2 separate regions of the Homo sapiens genome follow, and region 1 is linked to region 2. Evidence: chromatin contacts called from ENCODE Hi-C or POLR2A ChIA-PET data. All regions are on one chromosome and are shown on one strand. The core of a region is the stretch at or near the end of the contact, and the rest is flanking DNA. Distances in the headings are between cores, read along the strand shown.

The links. A loop is a pair of places that touch in the nucleus more often than their neighbours do. ChIA-PET counts read pairs that join two places held with the same protein, here RNA polymerase II (POLR2A). Pooled maps may share reads with other maps.
Region 1: a map of endothelial cell of umbilical vein shows a loop between it and region 2 (6-fold over the local background). The contact joins two enhancer-like sites. A Hi-C loop is called at or near these places in 2 of 168 maps with a recorded cell type or tissue (PC-3 and endothelial cell of umbilical vein) and 1 of 50 pooled maps. POLR2A ChIA-PET finds 5 or more read pairs at or near these places in 1 of 52 experiments (PC-3).

Annotation. Positions count from the first base shown.
Region 1 is chr4:182,803,985-182,808,372 of GRCh38, reverse strand. No RefSeq gene overlaps it. Among named protein-coding and RNA genes, the nearest start is that of DCTD, 110 kb to the left of the region's middle. RefSeq lists an enhancer at 1-740 and silencers at 1,820-1,869, 1,890-1,979. Within about 2 kb of position 1,563, at least 5 of the 41 ENCODE cell types and tissues checked have a DNase peak (open chromatin) inside an H3K27ac peak, as active enhancers do; they include endothelial cell of umbilical vein, where a contact is called at or near this core.
Region 2 is chr4:182,750,806-182,754,798 of GRCh38, reverse strand. TENM3 (teneurin transmembrane protein 3) reads right to left here. Exons shown (of 28, transcript NM_001080477.4): 20 at 2,767-2,999; 21 at 1,195-1,349; 22 at 1-414. Among named protein-coding and RNA genes, the nearest start is that of DCTD, 160 kb to the left of the region's middle. Within about 2 kb of position 2,443, at least 2 of the 41 ENCODE cell types and tissues checked have a DNase peak (open chromatin) inside an H3K27ac peak, as active enhancers do; they include endothelial cell of umbilical vein, where a contact is called at or near this core.

The DNA of each region.
Region 1 (4,388 bases), core at 314-2,813, 54 kb before region 2:
GGTCATCTCCGTCTCGGCAGAGCCAGCCTGAGGGGGTCTCCCACGCTGGGCTCCTCCCGGCTTCGCTGCTTCTCCAGGGAGTTGCTAAGTGTGATTAACTGGAGCACTAATTGGCAGAGGCCGCAGAAAGAGCCTGAGTGGTGGCGAGGCGAGTCCTGTTGCCCTTTGATTTACAAGAGCCCGGGAGCCTGCCGTCCGCCGTGTAACAGGCGCGAGAGGAACCGGCAGGCAGCCGCCTCGGAAAAGGCCAGAGCCTGGCTCCGGCGCCTCTCGCAGGCAGCGCCATGGGGTGGCGGAGTGGGAGCCAGGGCGAGGGACTCAGGTCGGGAGCAGATGCATGGGGCCTCCCGATCTGGGACTGCCAGCCTGTGCTTACGACCCAAGAACTTGTGTTTAGGACCGGGTTCCCGAGCAGCCCCAGAGCCAGACAGAGTTGTCACAGCAGGCGAGGCGCTCGCTGCTGCCGGTGGAGAGCCCCTGCCTCTGGCTTCGGCAGAGGCCCAGGGCGGGAAGCAACCTGGCTGAAGGCCACAGGCGGTGGGGGCAGCATCCGCAAACCCGGGGCTCCAGACCTGGTGCAATATTTCTCCTAGTGCCACAGCCCACAGCCTCCTTGGTGATATATGTGTGTGTGTGTGTGTGTGTGTGTGTGTGTCTGTGTGTGTGTGTGTGTGTGACAGAGAGAGAGAGAGAGACAGATATCTCACTCCGGGCCTCCTGGTCATCCCGGCTCCCAGTGGGCAGGGGAGCGCTTTGCCCTCCTGGTGAGTGGGGAGGAACGAACTGGGCATGGGCACGCTGGGCTCCAGCTCAGGGAGCAGGGCCTCTCCCGTCATCCTGCCACTGCTGCCAGCGCCTGGCTGATCTATCTTGGTGTCCCGTTAGTGGCCCTTTGGGATTTCCCATGCAGCTGTGCCTGCTGCTTCCCAACCCGGCCTTTATCTAGGTGATATTTTGGCTTTCCTGAGCCATCTCCGGCCTTACTCATTTCAGCGAGAACCCGGGTAGGAAAAAGGGCCTATATATTGGCCTCCCAAAATGCCAGCGGGCTCACTCACGGCCGGTTTCTGAAGGCAGGACACCAGCAAACAGGCTGCTATATGAGATTAGCATCCATTGGCTTCTCTGGGCGACAACCCAGGGGCAAAAGGTTGAATCCCTCCCCACTTCTGCGCCGCGGTGGCTTTCGTGGCTGCCGCAGGCTTGGGTAGAGGAGGGAGACTGGATGTCACCGCTGCAGGGAGGCCAGGCCGAGGCGGCTGGGGAGCTGCGGGGAAGCGGGAGGGGGGGCGGCTTTCGCTCTTCCAGGCTGTCACTCCAGCACGTTCCGTGAGAGCCCAGCTCCCTCAGAAATAAAAATGCCACTCTGAATTTAAGTGATCCGTTCTTCCGGGACATTCTTTCCAGCGACAGGACTGTTAACATGAAAAGTAAAAGGGAAACAATATGATAGTTCAGAAATCACTGTTTTCAGGCGCTGCGGAACTCAGCCCGCGGACGATTCCCGGGAGGAAGGGCCTTATTTCGATCTGTGAGTGAGAGCAACGCGGCATGACAGTGTCTGCTCGACGTGCAGGGAAATCTTACCCGAGCCACTTTGGCAGGGCCCAGGCCTCGGTGCGGCGGTGCTGAAGCAGAAGTCTCCGCTTTAAGTGTGAAACTCGGAGGGCAGAGCAGAGGTGGGGAAGAGAGGGTCAGAGAGCCGGCCCCGCCGCGGTTGGGGTGGAGAGTGGCGAGCGGCGAGCGGCGGCGCCTTCTCTTCGGTTTCACCTCGGTTTCTGGCCCGGGAACTGCCCTTTTGGCGTGCAGGACTTTCCCTACCACAGCCGCGCGTCACTAGGGGGCGCCGGAGCCCTTCCTGAAATCGCCGCCATCCCCTGCAGGGCCCGCCCGGGGATGCAGGAGGGGGCGTCCCAGGACCCCTGCCCACGGGGCCGCCGGATGTTGGGACGGCTTTTCCATGTCCGCAGAAGCCGAGTCCCAGGAACCCCAGGGGAAGGCCAGAGGGAAGCCCCAGATGAGGGAGGACTCAGGGAAGGGTGTCGTCTTCCTCTCGCTACCTCCCGTTCTCTGCCTTGGGTCACCTCTGTGTTCTGCAGTGACCTGTCACCTGTCAATGCTCCAGACTGAAGTTAAACGCCAGGCTTGATTTTTTTTTTTTTTTTTTTTTTTTGAGCTTGGAAATCATGTCATAGCTGAATAAAGATATTTTACAATCTGCTTGTTCGTTACCTTTTGTCAATAAATTAAGAAACTGGGGATGACAGACTGGCTCTAGGTCCTTTTGAGATCCTGAGTCATCAACGTCGCCCTGGCCCACCGAGGGAGCCCTATGGCATTCCTTCCAAGCCTTAAAGGACAGAGAGGGTTAGATTCAACCTGACCCATTGCAACGAGAGAGAGCGAGAGAGAGAGAGAGAGAGAGCGAGCATCGTGGATGCAAAGATAGTTCTGGGGACGATTTTTGCAGAATTTTCTCTGGAACAGGCAGACTAGACTTTCCCTAGTGTTCGTGTGGGAGGAAGGTGTGGGATGGGGCAGTCTCCAGCCTACGGTCATTAACCACGGTGCAGAAGAACTCCAGGTTGAAGAGAGCCTGGTGAGCCTCCTCACCGACCTCCACTGAGCGCCCCATTTTCAGCCTTTCAGTCACGCCCGAGAATTTGTCATTTTAAGTCCTTGGGCATTTATGCTCCCCGCACTCTCCCCTGATAGAGTTCACTTGTGAACATTTTTAAAAATTCATTTTGACCCAGCGGACCGCTTGTAAATCCTGACAGTTGTGTGCAGCGAGCTATGCCATAGAGAAATGGCCGCTGTGGCTGGAATTCAGGAAATCTCTGCACACAGGTGGAAGAACGAGATTTCCCTGCATAATACAGGATGAATGCCTGTGGCCAGGGCTAAGCGTAGCTCACAATTCACCCTGTAAGCAGGGGGACTGTTACCAAGCCAGTCTCTTGCCCTAAAAGTGACAATTTATGCTTCTAATTTTAATTTTCCTGAGCTTAGATCCCAGAAGGATTTATTAAATTTGCTTTGAGGAACCCATTAACTCTAAACTGAATAATGATGTTACTCTAGGCTTAGAATCGGTTGATAGTAAATTCTCTATCCACGGGACTCTAGGAATCCCGTATTCCTCCACGACAGGATTCTAAGTCGGTTCATAAATGAAAAGGTTTACTCAATTTACCTAAAAGTTATTAGTAATTAACTAACATCAAGAGACCATTGCTTGCAGGGGTGGTGAACAGCAAATGAGAAGTCTGGCAAACAGAGGACATTCATTATGTGGCTTAAATGAGAAGGTAGAAAATTCAAATGGCTTATCAGTACCTGTTTGGTACTCTGGCTTAACTCTGTGGTTAAAATGGGTGATAATGAGTTATAACTCATTTTTATTTTATTTTTTCATGGGTCTAGTAGGATGTTCAAAGCCAGATGAATAACTTATGGAAAATCTAGGTAAACAGCCCAATGGTCTTTCTTTTGGAAATGATGGAGAGTCAAACTTGGCTTACCTACACAGAAGGGCGTGAGGAGCTAGAAATACTGGCAGGCAGAGGGGGCACTCAAGGCATCTGTTTTGTTTAGTGTCGGCGGATCGTTATAGAATGAAAAATGCTAGTCCTGGCTGTAAATGATGGCAGCTTTGGAAAGATCAAGTGCCCATGGGAAGGGGGGCGGTAAGGAGTATTTGCGGTATCTTCCCGGGGAGCGTTATGAGGAGGCTGTGATGTAGTGGAGGGTACTAGCAAAGGGAATCTCTGCTCACCTTAACTTAAGCCACTTCTGTGAACTTGGACAACTCATTTCTGTAATTCCATTCCACCTCCAGCTTCTGGAATGGGGATGCATTTTGTGGACTGGGATGCTGGAATCAGATCACTCCTTGAAGGAAAGTGGGAGGAAATTTGGGTATCTATGGAAGGGTGAGATCTTAATATGTTGCCCTTCGAGGCTTCCCAGGGGCAGACTCACCCCACTCTGCTGGAGATCAAATGATACCCACCCCGCCCCGGCCAGATGGGTGGTGGCAGTTCTTGGTCCAGGTGGACCTTGTCCTCCTCTGTACAACAGCAAGCGAGCGGCTGTGAGCACTGCCCGGGTGGTTTTACCCAGACAGAACATGATGTGGATCAGTGCCTTCTGGCTTCCTCTCTTGAATCCCTCCTTTCCAAAAGCACCTCGGACAGCTGATTTGCTGTCAGCAGGCGAGAGAAACAACTGCATTCAGGAGTAGCCCAGGGCAAAAGGAGAAAGAAAAGATGGTGAACGGAGTGAAGAGTGGGCACGGATAGGGAAAGCATCAACGGCATTCTTTCATTAAAAAACTTTTTTTTTTTTTTTTTTTAAGAGACTGGGTCTTGTGTCGCTCAGGCCGG
Region 2 (3,993 bases), core at 1,194-3,693:
CAGGGAGGATGGGGCACTGAGTTTGGCATCCTTGGCGTAGCCATCTCCACTCTGGTAACAGTCACAGTTGGCATCATTTTTGCAGTCACACTCTGAAGGTATTCCGGCCACTAAGGAGATTTCTCCATCTGTTGTGACCTGCCTTATCCGGTTAATTTTCTTCTCATCAGTTTCAGTAATGTACAGGACCCCACTGTAGGACACAGCAATGGCAGTGGCTGATTCCAGTGTTGTCTGCACCGCGTGCTTCCCCACAGGATATTCCACTCCGGGAACCTGACAGTGCATGGGCCGTCCAGCAGCAATGCGAACTTGACGATTTTCAGTGATCTGTAAAACTACATTATTATCCAGGACATAAATGGAGTTATCCATAGGGTTAATGGCTAGGTCAGTGGGCCATTCCAGACGTACCTTAATAAAAAAAGAAATGGCCTGGTTAGTAAGTTACTGCACTACAGTTAATTCGCCAGAAGAGTAAATTAGACCATTCAGGGAAATTGGCATTAATCTGAGATAAACTGTCTGATAATAGTTTTTTCAATAGCCTCAGTAAAATAAACCAAAAAGTAATGAATGAAGATAGATACAGGAAATAACACTTTATTTTAAAATTCAGCTCACAGAAAGATTTGCTAGTTACAGGCAAATAGCAAATAGGCCTCTACGTAGTGAGTCAACAGATATCGATGAGCTATGAACACACATGTTCCTTATGGCAGCAATAACCACCAAATGTTGGGGCTTTCTAGGTTATGAATAGATTAGTATTCTATTGTGTTTTCAATCAGGCCAACAGTAAAGTTTCTATTTCTAAATATAAGTCCCTTGGCACTAATCATAGTGGGTTCTCTCTACTACTTAAGGAGCTCATGCAATCAAAAGATTAGAGATTTCAGTTGTTTGGTTCTTTTTAGAATACCTGCATGCTCCTACTTTACTGGTATTTTATTACAAATGCTTAGCATTTCTTAGTGATAATTGTTCTGTATCTCACTGAATTCATCAAATGTAGAATTATAGAAGAAAATAACTTTTTATTAGCTCCTGTGATACATGTAAATGGAACTGCCCTATCAGAACCACTGCAACACATGATATATGCAGTTTAATATGGTGCCATCATAGTCTACCGACTGAATAAGTCAAGTCACCTAGAGGAAAAACAAACAAGTCCGCTTAGTATTTAACTACCTGGCTGATGTGCATGCTGGTGTCACAAGTTAAAGGTCTGGCTGAAGTCAAATCGTTAGAGCCCAGAAGAGTTGATATGATTCCATTTTGGTCAACTTTCCTAATCATGGTTCCATCAACAAAGTAGATTAATCCATTCTTATCAACTGCCATTCCTGTATTTGAGAGAAGCAAGTATTACTAATTTTTCAAAAATGGTTACTTTTGATTAACTATTAGGCCCATTATTAAACTCAGTTATTTAACCCCAGTGACAACACGGGTGACAGGTAGCAGGTAGGACTGCAGATTGCAAACACGTTAGAAAAAACCAACACAGGCATTTATAATACAAATAAATTAAAAATTCAGTAAGGAGGCAGGGCATGGTGGCTCACGCCTGCAATCCTAGCACTTTGCGAGGCCGAGGCAGGCGGACTGCCTGAGCTCAGGAGTTCGAGACCAGCCTGGGCAACACGGTGAAACCCTGTCTCTACTAAAAAACACACAAAAAAACTGGGTGTGGCAGTGTGAGCCTGTAGTCCCAGCTATTCGGGAGGCTGAGGCAGAAGAATGGCTTGAACCCGGGAGGCGGAGGTTGCAGTGAGCCGAGATCGCACCATTGCTCTCCAGCCTGGGCGACAGAGTGAGACTCCGTCTCAAAAAAAAAAAAAAAAAAAAAATTCAGTAAGGAAATAATCCAATTTTGTCAGAATCTCCTGTGAGTATATGTATCACACAGGTAATACCTGAATGTTTCAAATATAAATTACAATGATTATATAATGTTGTGGTCTATAAATTACAGAACCAGTTTCAAATTCCATTCCAGCTCCCTTACAGTAACCATATCCTTCTAACAAAAATAGATCTAAGCCAAGGTTAGTGTTTTGTTGACCCCGTTACAATGAAATTTTCTATTATGAATAATTCAGTACAGATACTTTTTTCCAGTCCTTGTTCACATAATAGTCAGCAGCTACCATGAAAAAAATAAAGGCCCCAAACCAAAAACATTGTATTCAGTGCCATAATACATGAGCAGGGAATCATTCCTGCCTGGTTTAAAAGCCTTTATCACGTAGAATTTTTTTAGCCCTGTTACCTCCCAAAATTCCTCTCAGCAAGGATTTTTTCCCATGGCATAGAAACAAAAGTTTCACAGCTCTCCAAAGAGGGTGAGGGCTCACAGGGTTGCTTAGTGATGGGTTTTAAAGAAGCCTGGGACTCATTCATGACAAAGAAATTCCAGGACTATGAAAGAATTTGGATACTTCCTTGAAGTTGAACAGGATGTGGCCTGAATTATATAGAGTAGTTAGTTGCTTCATTCTTTGAAGAGCTGATAAAATGGTATGATAATAAAAAATGCCAAGAACCTAGTATTTACTGTAAAACCAAGTTAGGATGCTAGCAGTTTCATGCTACATGGCTTTTAAAAACCCTAGATGTGAAACAGCTTTCCAGAACACTGTCAAAGGTAAAAAGTTAGACTCAGCATTAAACATGACTAGGCACTAAATGGATTTTCAACCCCTTTTTTTTTTTTTTTAATAAATAAAAAGAAATCCTCAAATCGCCAACTGCCGGTACCTTTGGGACTCATGAGTGTGGCTTCCACGGCCTTCCCTCCATCCCCACATCTCGCCTCGTCAAACGGAAGGCATTGCTCCCCTGTCCCTGCGACGACTTCTGCATTTTTAGTCAAGTCTTTTGCCCCCGTAAGTGACTTTGGGCGATAAATTCTGCGGGTGTTTGTGTCAGAAACGTACAGATCTCCCGTGACTGGATCCGTTGCAAGGTAGTATCTATGAGCTGGGTTGCTGCTGTGAAAAGGATCATAGATAAACATCAAAGGGAGTTACTCCTAATACACAGAGGGAAATTAAAAGCAAAATAAAACAGATCATGAGAAACTGATTATAGTCTGGAATCCATGATCAAAGATTAGACATGAATAGTACTGTCTATTTAATAATGACTCAAAAGAATGTGCTCACAGGTAGCATTTCTCTGATATTACTGTTTGCCTTCCTTGCCTGACGCTGAGGATTCAACAATTTACTAACAGTCATCTTAAAAAATATTACCTTTAAAAGGCAGTATGTGTCTACCCTAAAACAAAGAAGCAAATTGTCTAAATCTTTTGTGCTCAATGCAAAGCCATTAAAAAACTGCCCCTGAATGAGGGACATAAAGTTTATTCCAGGGGAAGCATGTCTCCATCAAATTCTCCAGTGAAGTACAATATACTACTGATTCCGCTCATACCTCACCATAGGGTATTATCCTTTCAAACTAAAAACCCTCCCCCTGAAGAAATGTACCACTGTATCTGTCTTGGTTGCTCTATCATAATCCAGAAAAGTGCCAGTGTCTGTCCTATGGGGTTAAATATTAAAATGAGGTCATTCAAGTCTACGGGGGAGTCTTAGTTGGTGGCCTGTGGCAGTGAGCTAGGATGCTGGATCCTTCAGTTTTCTTTCCAAAGTTTGTATACTGAGCTGCTCTGAAACCTGTCTATGAATGTAGTGACATACAAAATGTAGTGCCTCAGTTTTATAAATATAAAGAAATGCAAATGTAAAACATTTTATGTCCCATTACTTGTAAAAAATGGTAAGCCCAACACTGTTAAGGAGGGGACAAATTATGACGTATCATTGGAATTAAAAAGTTAATATCCTTACAGACACTCAATGCCACATTCTTAAAATTAATGTAATCTTGTACATGTGCAAAGATTGTCTTCTGAACAAAAACCTGAAAAATAATTTAAATGATTTGGTGTCCCAACCAAGACGTCAACATGATGGGAAT